Linked DNA regions of Mus musculus: region 2 is linked to region 1. Evidence: chromatin loops called from intact Hi-C (ENCODE). Cell type or tissue: gastrocnemius. All regions are shown on one strand. Links, peaks and the distances in the headings refer to the core of each region. The heading gives the core; the rest is flanking DNA.

Region 1 (7,473 bases), core at 1,379-6,378:
TACCCATCCTTCAGTTGAGGGACATCTAGGTTGTTTCCAGTGTCTGGCTATTATGAATAAAGCTGCTGTGAACATAGTTGAGCCAATGCCTTTGTGGGATGGTAGAACATCTTTTGGATATATGCCCAGGAGTGGTCTTGAGGTAGAACTATTCCCAGTTTTCTGAGAAACTGCTAAATGTATTTCTAAAGTGGATGGACAAGTTTGCACTCCCACCAGCAATGGAGGAGTGTTCCCACTTGCTCCACATCCTTGCCAGCATGTGCTATCGCTTGAGTTTTTTATCCTAGTCCTTCTGATGGGTCTAAGATGGGACCTCAGAATCGTTTTGATCTGCACTCCCCTGATGACTCATGATGTTGAACATTTCTTCAAGCACTTCTCGGTCATTCAAGATTCCTTTGTTGAGAATTCTCTGTTTAGCTGTGTGTGTGTGTGTGTGTGTGTGTGTGTGTGTGTGTGTGTGTGTAGCAGATATGCAGCTTAGTCTTCATGTGGGTCCCAACAACTAGAGCAGGGTCTATTCCAAAAGCCACTGCCTGTCTGTGGGATATGTTCTTCTAGCTGGGCTGCCTTGTCTGCCCTCAGTGGGAGAGGAAGTACCTAACCTCTCAGAGACTTGAAGTGTCAGGGTGGGGGGATACGAACAGGAGGCACCCACTCAGAGAAGGGGAGAGAGTGTGGTGGAAGGACTGTGGGAGGGAGTGACCAGGAGGGGGACAGTGAGCAGGATGTAAAGTGAATACGTTTTTAAAATCAATTCATTAATTCATTAAAATATTCAGGAGTTTCAAATCGCTTCTTGGCTGGAAGTGGGGCCTTGTTTCACTTCTCAGAACTGGGGTTTTGTCTGGCTTGAACACATGCAGGGCTGGTGAGTACTGTCAAGGTCTCTACGAGCTCATGTGTGTACCAGCCCTCTTGTCTGCATGACACTCTTTCCTTTGCAGTCACCCACCAGGTTTCCTCCTCCTCTGCTGCACGGAGGATCCCTAAGCCCTAAGGGGAGGGGCTCAATAGAGGGATTGGTGCCTGCTAGATAAGGGAAAATTAGTTTTCTCCAATGGAGTAGCACTGGATAGATCCACCACACTGCAGGTCAGACCCCATGCCCAGGAGTAGTTGGCTAATACAAACCAAACTCCATGGTCTTGGTGTGGTTTGGGTATTTTTGTCTTAATGCTTTAAGTTTGTCTTGATTTTCTCTTTTGTTTTTGTTTTTCCTTTTTTGAGAGAGGAAAAAACATGATATTGGGTGGATAGAGAGATGGGGGAGATCAGGGAGGTATTGGGGGAGGAAAAAGAATATGATCAAACATATTTATGAAAAAATTAATAGAAATTTTTTGTTGTTGTTTTTTCGAGACAGGGTTTCTCTGTATAGCCCTGGCTGTCCTGGAACTCACTCTGTAGACCAGGCTGGCCTTGAACTCAGAAATCTGCCTGCCTCTGCCTCCTGAGTGCTGGGATTAAAGGCGTGTGCCACCACTGCCTGGCTAGAAATAATTTTTAAAAAGAGTTTCAGGTCACCCAGGCTGGCCTTGAACTTGCTATGTTGCTGAGGAGGACTTTGAACTCCTGATCCTCCTGCCTCTATCCCCTGAGTGTGGGAGTTACAGGTATGGACCATTATGCCTAGTTTTATGATAAGGATCAACCGGAGATCTTTGTGCCTGGTAGGTGTGATGGTTTGAATGAGAACAGCCCTTATTGGCTCGTATATTTGGATGTTTGGCTCCCAGTTAGTGAACTGTTTGGGAAAAATTAGGAGGTGTGGCCTTGTTGGAGGAGGTGTGGCCTTACTGGAGGAGGCATGTCACTGAGCTGGGCTTTGAGCTTTCAAAAGCCCCCACCAGGTCCAGTCTCCCCATCTCTCCACCTGCAACTTTCAGATCAGATGTGAGTTCTCAGCTACTACTCCATCTTATGCCTACTTCCCTGCCCCCATGTTCCCCGCCATGATGATAATGGATTAAGCCACTGAAACTATAAGCCAGCCCCCAGCTAAATGCTTTCTTTTATAAGTTGCCTTGGTCATGGTATGGTTCTATTGTTACAGCAATAGAACAGTGACGACGACACTAGGCAAGCACAACCAAGCTTCATTCCTAACCCCTCCAGCATCTTCCAGAAAATCAAGCCAAAGCCTTCAATATGAGACTGGCTGAACTGCAAAGACAATTCATGTCCCAGGCCCAGAAGGTGTTAAAGTAAGGGCACTAAGTGGTAAAGAGTGGGGTCCTGTAACTTGGAATGGAGATGTGTGGGAGGACCAAGGACTTTCGATCCTCAGCAGAAGATGTGCTCCCATCCCCTGCAATATTTTCTGCCTTTGACTGAGGAAATTAACCCTTCATTGTCTGCTAAACCAGCATGAATTTCTCTTAAGGAGATGCCAGGCAAGCCAATACTGATGTCCCCCAGGGCCCACCAATAGTTGTCTCTAGATCTATAACCAGACCAAAGCTTAAGGCAGTCTCGTAGCGGAGAGATAGAAAGTGTGGTTCGCAAGGAAGTACTACTCATGAGGTACTACTAAGGAGCTTAATGAGTTTGCTAATTAATTCAAGCAGAAGTCTGAGGAATATGTGTGGGAATGGATCTTAAGGGCATGGGCTAATGGTGAACGGAACATAAAACTGGGTCAGGCTGAGTTTATTAATATGGGCCCATTGAGTGGAGATTTTTAGGTTGAATGTGGAAGGTGTTTGAATGGTTAGATAAAGCATTTGTCAAAAGATGGCCGACTGAAATGGAGTTAAAGATGCCCGATATCCCCTGGTTTGGTGTTGATGAAGGAAGTTGAAGGAAACCATGACGTCAGAGCAGGTACCCTATGTAAAACCTAATTCTCCACAATGGAAAGGCCCAGAAGATGTGCCATTCACTAATCCTGTGGCGTGCAAAATGGTGATAGGTGTACCAACACATTTGAAGAGCTCTGTTATTGCCCTTTTCCTTGTGCCAGACCTTAGGGTTGGAGGCGCTGCTGCACCGTTGCATGAATTAAGTGCAGTGGGTTTAATTGAGCCCCAAAGTAGAAAGGAGCAGGGGCCAGGTGGCAGCCCTGAATCAACAAAGGCAAAGTGATCAGAGTCATAATGGCAGCATAAGCAAAGCAATGTCATAACGGCCTGCCCTGTAATGCACAGGCAAAGGGATGTTTGTGGTGGCATGACTTTTGGGACGGGATAATCAACCATGGTGTTTCCTGGCATGGAATAGATAAGATGCCTACTAAATTTTTGCCCAGCCCTGGGCATTGAGCCTTTGACAGAGATCCATTCAGTGCACGGATCCACCAGGAGTTTGTATCTTTCTGCAGTCATGACTAAGTTCACAGCAATCATCACTCTTACCACTAGGTGGCACTCATGTCCCTTTGGAGTGCACCTCTTCCCTTCTGGGAGGCTTGAGGGGTCAGAGCAGGCATCCTTCATTCCTGCCATGGATGAAGATGCCACTTAGAAGTCTCCAAGTCAGAGTGTAGTACACGTGGGCACCACACCCGACAGCCCCAGACAACCAAGAGAACTTTTTGTCTTCATTCATTCTAGAACACAGGACTGTGTTGTGTGTGGACTGATTTTGTGTTGTTCCCCCCCCCCCCACCTCCAAACCATATATTAAAATCCTACCCTCGGTGTGATGGTATATTAGGTAGTGGACCTTTGGAAGATGTTTGGGTCAAGAGTAAACCCCTGTCAAATGGGATTAGTGTCCTTATAAAAAGAGACAGGAGAAACCCAGTATGGTATCACCCACCTAAACTCCCAGCACTTGAGAGGCTGAGGCAGGAGGATCATCAGTTTGAGGACAGTTTGGTCCACACAAGGAGACTCAAAAGACAAACGAAAACGAAAGGGTGTGGGATGAGTTGAAAAACGGCTCAGTTGGTTAGAGAGCTTGCCTAGCCTGCACGAAGCCCCGGGCTCAATCTCCAGCACCCACAGAGCTGAGTGTAACAGCGTTCCCTTAATGTTAGCATTCAGCAGGAAGAGCTAGAGGATCAGAAGTTCAAGGCTATCCTCGGCTATATGTGGAGTTTGAGACCAGCATGGCCACATGAGGTTGTTGGGGGGGGGGGGGGGAGAAGGGAGCGGAGTAGCTGAAGGGAGAGAAGAAGAGGAGGAGTGGAGGAAGGGAAGAATTTTTTTTTAAGGATCTTTCTGTCCTGTGAATATGTCAGTCAGATGTCCTTTCCCAAGAACCTGGCCATGCCGCATGACAACTGGTCTCTGGCTTCCAGACCTTCATGGAAGGAACATTTTGGTTTAAATCATTGAGGCTCAGGTATTCTGTTGACAGCAGCCCGGCCTAGGTAAGACACCCCCCGCCCCCCCACCTCCTGCTCCTGACCCTGGGAGGCTGGCTGAAGAGGAACTGAGAATCACACAAACATTAGGGAGTTGGGATTCCCAGATGGGAAGGGGCAGAACCATGGTGACACCAGATCCCTCCCGGAGCAGAGCACCCTGTCGTGGACTGGCCATGAGCTGTGACAGCAGAAGCCGACCTGGACTTGCTACCAGCTGGCCTGCCACCTGATGCAGTCTGCACGCGTCTGCCTGTGTCACTCGCATAGTTTATATTTTAACACGTCCTGATGGGGGGACATGCTGCAAAAACCCAAAGGGAGACCACAAGTTCCTCTGTCCCCAATGATCAAAAGTCATCTCTGACAGGGCCTGACGGTATCCGCCCTACCCGACAACTAGCCTTTCACCTTCTTCAACTCCTTTTCAATCACCTGTCTCAGTCACGCCGACCTCCTCATTGCCCCTCAGGGAGGAGACACCAAGGCACACCCCTGCCTCAGGAACTTGACACCCAGGTTCTCTGCACCTGGAATGCCTAGGCAGCCATGGGACTTCCTTCTTCCTTAGAGGCTCAGCCTCTGTGGCAACTGTTTGGTGCAAATTTCTCTTCTATAGGAACTTGAAACTGGATACTCCGTGTGCTCTGTGCCTCATGTTCCCTACACCCACCCCGCCACCATATTTGTTTGAATCACTAACCATTTTTTTTTTTTGTATTTTATTTTTGGTGTTTTGTTTTGTTGTCTTTTCTGTCTTCTCACAGCTAGAAAGTAAAGTCCAGGAGGCTAAGAATCTCTTGTGTTCTCTGGCTGCCGACAGTGTCCGGACAGTGTTACAGCATCAGAAAGCACCCAGTAAGCGTATGCTGAATTGGTAATTCCATCTACAGGCCTGGTGCCCTGCTTTGCGCTGCTTGCCTGCCCGTAAGATGCTTCCAGTGTAATGGGGCAGGGGAAGCAAAGAGAAAGGCAGGCAGGCATTCAGTGGATACCACTTCCACCTGGCCAGAGAAACCATTCTGGAGATATGTTGCATAGCAATGTGAATATATTTGATACAGGTTGAAGTTAACTTGGTTGAGTTGGCAGGTTTTGTTTTGATAGGGGTGTGTGTGTGTGTGTGTGTGTGTGTGTGTAAAATGAGGCCCTCCTACACACCCACTGCATCTGTGTTAAAGGTCCTGCCAAGCTGACTGATTAGAACTGTAATTATAGGGAGCAGAAATGTTAGCGGGTCTCAAGTCAAATTACCTTAGGTTATCTTTACCACCCCCAAAGACAGGTATCGCCCACCTCTGCATTCCACCTAACACCCTTGGGACAATTAGGTAATATCTTTGGAATACACAGACTCCTAGCTTCCACCAATCCAAAGGCTAAGAGCATCCTGAACGCATCTGAGGCCAGCAGGAGGGACTTCCCTGCTTTGCCAAGACTCAGATATATGATGTTTCTACCAGTTTATTTTCTTTTCTAAAAGATTTATTTTATGTATGTGAGTACACTGTCACTGTCTTCAGACACCAGAAGAGGGCATCAGATCTCATTCAGATGGCTGTGAGCCACCACGTGGTTGTTGGGAATTCAACTCAGGGCCTCTGGAAGAGCAGTTCAGTGCTCTTAACTGCTGAGCCATCTCCCCAGCCCTTTTCTTTTAAAGATATATTTACTTTATGTATATGAGTACATTGTAGCTGTCTTCAGACACATCCAGCTGCCCATTCCGGATGGCTGTGCGCCACCATGTGGTTCCTGAGAATTGAACTCAGGACCTCCACTGAGTCATCTCTTCAGCTCTTCTACCATCCATAGTTCTTAAAACACTTTGTTCTGTTATTTAAAAACAAAAACAAAAAACAAAACAAAACAAAACAAAAACAAAACAAAAACCTTCATAAAACAGTTGCCATGATGAAACATGACGTTTGGGGTAACTTAAATATGTGTTCCCAGGGCATGGTCGGTCATAGTTGGCTCCAGAGATAAGAACTGTGTTCTGATTGAGACAAGATCTTGTATAGTATGAGCTAGCCCATAACTGGCAGTCCTCATGAATGGTGGGATTACTGGTCTATGCCACCGAGTTGTGTGTGTGTGTGTGCATATATACATATATAATGCATATATATATATAATTATATATTAAGTCATATGTGTTATAAATCTATATTTACATATCATATAGTATTACATATATTAACTACATCTAAAAAGCTTTAAACAAGGAATTGCAGGGCATATCTGACCCAGTGGAGGCCAGCAAAGGAACTTCTGGGGAAGATGACAGACATCTCAGCGAAGACCTGAGGGGCTGGAGGCATCCACGTGTGAGAGTTTCCCACACGTGAGGCTGCTCCGAGAAGACAGAGCCATGCACAAAGGTAGGTGCACACAGACACGACAGAGAATGACTGGATGGGGCTGGTGACGGAGTGCCGGCCTGGCATTGAAACAGGGCAACCTTATAGCCAGGTTTCTGCAAAAATGTAGAGGCTGAGTGGAGGCTAGGAGACCATCTGGGGTCACTGAGTTGGTGGCAGGCTGAACAGGGTCAGGACAAAAGGGGTGGGGGTGAAGAGTGACGATCCAGGGACATTTTCCCTCAGAAGAGTTGACTTTTGAATATTGTGTTGGTTGGCCCCTACCCCTTCTTCATCTGTGACACCTGATCTCAGAGTCCAGGAAGGGGTTGGAGCAACCTTGGCATCACCCCGAGGTCCTCAATGAGCTCCCCTGCCCCCCACTTCCCTGGGAACCAGATGGGAGCAAAACCTTCAAAAGGATTTGAGGCCCAACCTCAAAGGCAACTCGGCAGAAAAGCTACCAGAGCAGACACTGTTCCCACGCCTTCAAGGGTCAGAACTACGTCGGCGCACTTGTCCCTAGTGGAATCCCAGGAGGCTCCGTTCAGCCCTGCCTGTTCCGGCCCTCAGAGAAAGAGAGGCCTGGAAGGGAAAGCCTGTCTAGCCTGAGCTCAGGCAGTAACCATGCTGGTCTGCAGTCTGAGCCTACCCATGGACTGCCCCGGCCCAGGAGGCCCCAGCCACTTCCTCACCCTCAGCTGCCCTAGACCCTGCCAATCCTAGGCCCCAACCTCCCTTGGCTTTTCTGCCCTCTCCTGGAACAGTGCAGATCCTTTCTGTCAGGCCTTGTGA
Region 2 (7,473 bases), core at 981-5,980, 69 kb after region 1:
GGATGATGGAGGTCGGTGGCGGGTTGTGGGGGGGGGGGGGAACGGAGTTGGGTGTGAGGCACAGGGGGAGTGAAAGGGGCACAAACCATACCTTTGGGCTTTTCCCAACAACAACAACAAAGCCACCCTTGCGGGGAAGCTATCGGTGTGCGTAAACCTCAGTGATTTCGAGGGCTCGTTTGATGTGTTTTGAAAGCCATGGTTTGCCTCTGTATTGTGTAAAAAAGGATTTCAAAAGCAGATAAATAATGTTAGCAAATGAGATTCATAATGAATAAACTGTTTCTAAGAGGACAAGAGCCACCGCTGGCGCAGGATGAAAACTCATCTCCCAATCGCTAATTACTCTTGACATTGTAGCTGACCCCCTCCAGAGACTTCTATTTAACAAACACTTTTAAAAGAGGCTGTGTACAGTGTCAGAATCAAAGACCACTTGCTTATGTTTCACTGCTCAGACTGGTTACCATCCCACTCCAACAGAAGGGAGGCTTCCCTGGGTCATTACCAGCAGGGATCGAGTAATGGCATCTCTGTTGTGCATAGGGAACCAGGAGCCAGGAAGGTGAAACCTGCGCCACCCGGTTCTCTTGTCTTCAAGTGCAAGGCTCTATCTCCTCCACCCATTCTCCAGATCCGTGAACTCTTGCTGGCTTCCTCTTATTCCAGCTCGGACTTTGTATACTAGAGATCTGTAACCTCGGCTCCCTGATCCCTCTGGTCAAGTTGGAGCCTATAGTAAGATGTCCTTAACCAGGGGCCTGTGAGGGACCCCTGTCACCACCACTCAGCAAAGGCTGCTCTGTCCTCTTCTCAACTCACCAGATCACATACAGCTATTAGAGAAGAGTTTCTCAACCTGTGGGTCACAACCCCTTTGGGAGTTAAACAACCCTTTCACAGGGGTCGCATATCAGATATCCTGCATGTCAGATATTTACTCTATGATTTATAACAGTAGCAAAATTACAGCTATGAAGTAGCAATAAAACAATTTTATGGTTGGGGGTCACCACAACATGAGGGAATGGATTAAAGCGTGGAAGCATTAGGAAGGTTGAGAACCACCGCTGAAGTTTTCGTGCTATCTCTCAAACACTCTTACCCCTTTTATAGGCAAAGACACCAAGGTCCAGAAAGCCTCAGAGACTCAGTTAAGATGACTGAGGTAGCCGCTCAGGCAGAAGACAGAACTCAAGTCTGCACGTGGCTCGATGCTCCTTCTGCTCCACTCCCTAATTCAGCTCAGAGAGCACAAGGAACCACCCAGAGCGAGAGAACATGTCAATCAAGACAGCCACTTGGGTTCAGGAGATGGGGCAGTCGAAGTGATCCCTGGGGCTTGCTGGCCGGCCAGTCTAGCTCAATTGTCCAGCTCTACGTTCCTCGTGAACCCTCATCTCAAAAAAAAAAAATAAGATGAGGAGTGAATGAGGATAATACCCAGTGTTGACCTCTGACCCCCACACACGGGCAAGCAGGTGCGCATGCACCCATCCACACGTGTGTGCGCATGTGCACTGGGAGCCTCTTCCCTCTGACTGTCTGGTTCCCAAACCAGACTTCTGTGAAGGTAATTCCTCACTATCTCAGAAGTCTGCTCCCTGACGGGCTCAGCAACCCAGGGCCTCCGACAGGCTGACAAAAGTCAACGTGTTCCCTGGCAGGCTTGTCCTGGCAGCTGCCCAGCCGCCTTGCGCTAACGCCGCCAACAGACACAGGAAAGAGCCTAGAAAGTGGAAAAGCACCAGTGAGCCGCGGAGGGGGCAGAAGCAAGTCCTGCTCTGCTCAGACAGGATAAGCCTGCCCCAAAGGCACTTCATCACAGGGCGGGGGAGAGACCCAAAGAGGACTGGAGTACACACAAAAAGTTCCAAGCACGTCCATTCCGTAACGTATTTCAGTGAACCCTGACTGTTGGCCCAGTCAAAAGACGGCCACATGTCTCCAAGGTGAATCAGCACGATTCACCAAGATAACCATGCTTCGCTCATCGCATCACATGCTCCCTAAGCCCCGCTACTCAAAACAAAAACAAACAAACAAGCATCACCTGCACAGAGGCGAAGAGGCGAAAGAGCGGCAGCTTCTTATCGCTGCTACAGTAGCCACAGACCTCGGCCAGCCCGTGGGAAAGAAATGTCTGGCTGAGAATATTAATAGACTCACTGGAGGCAAAAATTCAACAAGGACATGCCCCAAGAAATAAAATTATTTAAAAGGAGGCACAATCAAAGTGAGACTGGAAGAGAGGATCTCTTGGATTTCCAAAGATGGCAGGCGAGGCGCCGGTAGGAGGGGCACCCGTGGGGACAGGGATATTCTAAAATATCTGAAAAATCTAAAAACGTCTATGGGAAAACCTTCTAGTTGTTTCTGCGTTTTTCTTTCCATCCTTCAATGTTTTTCCAGGCTGAGTGAAGCTGCACACACTCAGGCACTCGGGATACTAAAAAATGGTTTGGTTTTTTTTTGTTTTTTTTTCCTTTGGGGGAGTTTTGCTTTATTTTTTGACACAGTCTCACTATGGATTTAGGCTAGACTTAAACTAGTTAAATGGCCAAGGCTTCCCATCCTCCTGCCTCAGCTTCCTAGGCAATCCCTGCCACACCTGGCTCCAAATGTTTCCATGGAAATCCAACTCTGGGGTATAGTCAAAGGGTATCCCCCTTTTATCGAATCAGGGAGGGAACGTTTTCCTTTGTGGTGATGACTGGAACATTTTGGAACACGTGCTCCCTAAAGGGGCATTTTGAGAGGTTGAAAATTGGCAAGGTTGATTTTATATTTTAATAACATTCTTATTTCTTGCATGTGTATATACACACACTTGCCACATCCTACGTGTGCAAATCGGAGGACAACTTGTGCAAGTTGGTTCCCACCCTCTATCATGTGGGATTCAAGGATCAAGGGCAGGTTATCAGGCTTAGTGGCAAGTGTCTTTTCCCACTGAATCATCTTGCTGGCCCTTACGTTTAATTCTTGGTTGTTTTTGTTGTTCTGAAACAGCATCTCTTATATCCCAGGCCTTGACCTTGCTGTGCCAACAGTGGCCATGAACTGTTTAATATATGTTACTATTTGCATATATATTTGTGTATGTGGTGTGAACTGTGTAATGTATGTGTTACTGTTTGTATGTGGTGTGCATGCCGCATGTACCTGCCACAGAGCAACCCAGATGACGGCTAGAGGACATCTTGGTGGAGTTTGTTCTCTCCATCAACCTTTTTGGGGTATTCCTGGGATTGACTTCAGGCCACCAAATTGTACAAGCCACCAGATCACCCACTGAGCAATCTCACTAGCCTGACCCTGAAATTCTGATCTGCCTCTACCTCCCAAGCGCTTAGGTCACAGGCAAGCCCACGGCACACACACCTGGCTTATATGGTGCTGAAGACAGAACCCAGAGCTTCATGATGGGTAGTTAACTCTCTCTACCTACTGAACTAAATGTCTAGCCTTAGCTTTTCTTTAATGAGTTATCAATATTTAGAAAACAGATTCTATAAACAGAAATAATAAGAAAAACTTCATTCTGTTTCTAGCATCTCTAAGGGAGAAGATATAGAAAACCTGGTACCTCTGAGTGAGCTAAACAAATGGGAAAGTGAGTCTTTACTGGCCCCTTTTGCCAGATCTGTAGTTTCTACTTTCCAGCCTGGCTAGCCCACTCGCTCACTTGGCACCTGACTGCCCCCTGCAGGCATCAACGTTGACTCAAGTTTAGTCCAGTGGAGCAGTCACAGGCCTGGTAGTACTTAGAACGGCCACAGAGTGGCACCACCGGGCTATTAATGAAGCACACCACTAGCCTAGCTGAGGCTTGCCAAAGCTCAGCTTAGATGATGCTTTCAGAATCAGCAATCTTTTCATCTTTACTTAGGTGGCACAAAGTTGCTCCTATCACTCCCCACCCCCACCCCCACCCCCAAGATCTGTTAAAGCAACGATGACTCAGCTCAGCAACTCCCTTAGGCACAGAGAGGATGCTACTAACTGGATTTCCTCTTTCAGGTCACCACCTGCCCTCTTCCCAGGACACCCACCCCATTGCTGGCTTCTCCACCTGAAGTCATCCATCAGACCTCTGGGGAGACAGCTCCTGAGATAAGCAGGAGAGGCACCTTCCTCATTGAGGGCAGATTCATGCTTTCTCTGCTCACTGGGTCAGCCACCTGCTTCTTCTTGCCTTCTGCTGTCACTCCCCATACAGCCTCCCCAGCAATAGGCCGAGTTAGGCTAACACACACTACAGTCCTTTTGGAAAGATTTGGTATTATGCATGGAGACATACTTCATCTAAGGTAATTTGCTGTTCTTCCCACTGACTCTGGAATGCAGAGGAAACCACACATAAGACAGTCACTGCAGTATTTAAACTCATAGGGACACTCGAGAATCAGCCTTTGCTAGAGCTTCACTTGATGGGTAGGTACCTAATTGTGCAGCCATTAAAGAAAGCGATGAAAGGGACTGGAGAGATGGCTCAGCGGTTAAGGCTCCTCTCCTCCAGAGAACATGAGTTCAGCTCTCAGCACCCAGAATGGAGCGGCTCACAATCACCTGTGACTCTAACCCCAGGGGAACTGACACCTTTTCTGGCTTCAGTGGGGGGCACCAGCACATGCTAACACACACACAAGCAAATATTAATACAAACAAACAAAAACAATGAAGAGGGCTTGAAAAATGTTACAGCAGGTAAAGGTACCTGCTTGCCAACCTTGAAGACCTGACTTTGGTCCCTGGGATCCACATAGTAGCAAAGAACCAATTCTCAAATGTTGTCTTCTGTGTTCCACATGTGCACTAAGGTGCAGACAGATGCGCGCACGCGCACACACACACACACACAAAATAGATAGATAGATAGATAGATAGATAGATAGATAGATAGATAGATAGATAGATAGATTTGTTTGAAGTGCTAGAGGGGTTAGAGAGATGGCTCCGGGGTTAAGAGCACTGACTACTCTTCCAGAGGACCCAGGTTCAATTCCCAGCAACCACATGGCAGCTCACACCTGTAACTCCAGCTCCAGGACACAGCATCCTCACACAGACATACAGGCAAAACACCAATGGATGTAAAACATAAAAGGTATTAGAAACACAGTCTGGAGCCGGGCGTGGTGGCGCACGCCTTTAATCCCAGCACTCGGGAGGCAGAGGCAGGCAGATTTCTGAGTTCGAGGCCAGCCTGGTCTACAAAGTGAGTTCCAGGACAGCCAGGGCTATACAGAGAAACCCTGTCTCAAAAAACCAAAAAAAAAAAAAAAGAAACACAGTCTGGGAAACAAACAATGATAGAATCCAGCTTGGTAGCACAAGCCTATAATCCCAGCTACTCATGGGGGCTGAGGCAGGAGGGCCAGGAATTCAAGAACATCCTGGCAGCCTAATAGGACTGTTTCTTAATAAGAGCTTGAAAACAGGGAGGAATCCGAACTGTTAGACAGTGACTGTCTAACACGTGTGAGGCTCTGGGTTCTACCTCAGCAACCTCTTCTCTGAGAACAATGCCAACCACCATATGGTAAGGCAGAAATAACAATCTGCAAAAATAATATAAAAGGATATCCATGGAACCCCTTTTAAACCTACACAGAGAGCAGTGGGCCAGGGGGGCACATGCCTACCGTCTCATCTCTTGAGAGGCAGAGGCAGGCAGACTTCTGTGGATTTGAGGCCACCCTAGTCTATGTAACAACCTCTAGGCCAGCTACAGTGGCTGTTTCAAAAGGAAGCAAAACTTAAAAACCCACAGACATTAGCGTAAAGAACAAAATGTTGCCAGCAGCCACTGGAGCACTGCGGGTGTGGGTGACCCCTTCTCACCTCTGCCAGATTTTGTTAATGTGAAATTATCCCTGAGTTGTGTGTGCTATGGATTTAGACCCTAGGGATGCTGCAGCCTTGTGTAGTCACGATAAAAAGACTCCTGGGATCTTGTATCTCTGGGAGACTCAGCTGGCACTGAGCTGTGCTGTCTTGGGAAGTCCTCAGACAATACTGATGACACACTCCAAATGTCTGCACTAACTCCGAGGAGAACCCAGACCCCATCCAGAGAGCAGGACTCCATCAGTATGTGCCAGGTGCCACTTTAATTGAGTCCCCACTCCAGTGAGGAAGGGTGGAAGACAGTGATTATTTCCAGGCTTATGCCCCGCTGGCCCCGAGGTAAACAGCCTGAGCTCCCCACAAGAGAAGCATGCTTTCCTTCCCCTGAGAATCCCACGCCTGAGCCAGTAAAGGGAAGAATGCACACAGGAAAATAAGAAAGCCTCATCAAGGGAGCCAGGGACATTCCTGAATTCTTTTCAGTGCAAAAACGAGAACTAGACATGGAGGTGCCCCTCCTAATGGCAACGATAAACCCCAACCATTCCCAGTTGAGGCCAAGCCCCTCCCCGGGAGCCTGAGACCAAGGTTCATTCCCCAGGGCTCCTCCCTGCAGGGCTCCCAGGTAAGATCAGAAGCCTGTCCAGGCACGGAGAGAGCCCACTGAGCAGACGCAGTCTTCCTCATTGCTGGCCCCTACTGCTGCCGCTCTGCAGCCATACAGGACCAGCCAGTACACGAGTGGCTGTGGGTGCTCAGGGGGCCGGAGTGAGCAGCAAAGCAAATCAGATGTGTGTTCTGAAGCTGGGTCGACATGGCGGCAGGACATGGCATATCCCTGTGCACCACAGGGACCTGGGCCCTCCATTAGTTCTTCTCTGGACGGTTTCTGTTCAGGACTGCTTTAGGGGCAAATTCTAGCTTGTCCTTAAGGCTCACCACCTGAGTGTGGTCCTTGCCTAGCATCTCATCCAGCTTTCGGTCCTCTCGGCGCTCCAGGATGCTCTTCTCCTCCTCCACAGGCTGAGGAGTCTTTCCCCTGATGAACCATTCCAGGTGGTAGCCCACAGCCCCGACCACAAAGGCCACAGGGAAGGTGACATAGGGGGCATAGGTTCGCACCACGGTCCAAAGCACAGGCCACATGACATCTGCAGAAGAATACAGAGAGCGTTAGGGAGACATGGGTGCCTCCTCTTCTAGCACGTGCGGACAGCACATAGGTGCTCTACTTACCAGGCAGCCTGGCAACTAATAACTGGGCAGCCACCCTGCAGAGCAGCAAGCAGCCACTGTGCTCTGTGCAACAGTTGGGTCCCCGAAATACTCTAAGAAGTTGCAAAAGATTCGACTGTTGGGGACGGGGGTAAAAACCTCTACGAACTAGTGCTACTGTGTGCATATGCCCCTCACAAGGAAACTCCAAGCCTAATTAATGGCTCTTCCAACCTGGTATGACCTCAGGTCCTCTCTTCCAGATATCTGTCAACATCTTAGGAAGAGAAAAGAAGTCTTTTCTCTGCTCTATAAAACTTCACACAGCCTCACTCTGAATTCTGGCTCCCTGATGATAAGTAGTTCCTTCTCCTGGGGGAAAGCACAAGGGCCTTATTTAACTAT

What was found. A loop is a pair of places that touch in the nucleus more often than their neighbours do. Peaks named below come from ENCODE experiments on the same cell type or tissue, not always from the same donor. Only the 100,000 strongest peaks of a DNase experiment are listed, where the experiment ranks them.
Region 2: a loop joins it to region 1, with 11 times the contacts of the local background. A loop is called at or near these places in 29 of 42 quality-filtered maps.

What each region holds. Positions count from the first base shown.
Region 1 is chr4:127,315,737-127,323,209 of GRCm38, reverse strand. No RefSeq gene overlaps it. Among named protein-coding and RNA genes, the nearest start is that of Gja4, 5.4 kb to the right of the region's middle. In gastrocnemius, for the core only: CTCF peaks have their summits at 3,364 (motif pointing right) and 5,841 (motif pointing right); a DNase peak (open chromatin) is centred at 3,363.
Region 2 is chr4:127,246,434-127,253,906 of GRCm38, reverse strand. It overlaps Smim12 (small integral membrane protein 12), which reads right to left. Exons shown (of 2, transcript NM_030252.2): 2 at 6,098-7,004. The coding sequence starts at 6,999. The coding sequence ends at 6,721. Among named protein-coding and RNA genes, the nearest start is that of Smim12, 6.4 kb to the right of the region's middle. In gastrocnemius, for the core only: a CTCF peak has its summit at 3,743 (motif pointing left); DNase peaks (open chromatin) are centred at 1,682, 3,744 and 4,074; H3K4me3 peaks cover 715 bases; H3K27ac peaks cover 1,963 bases.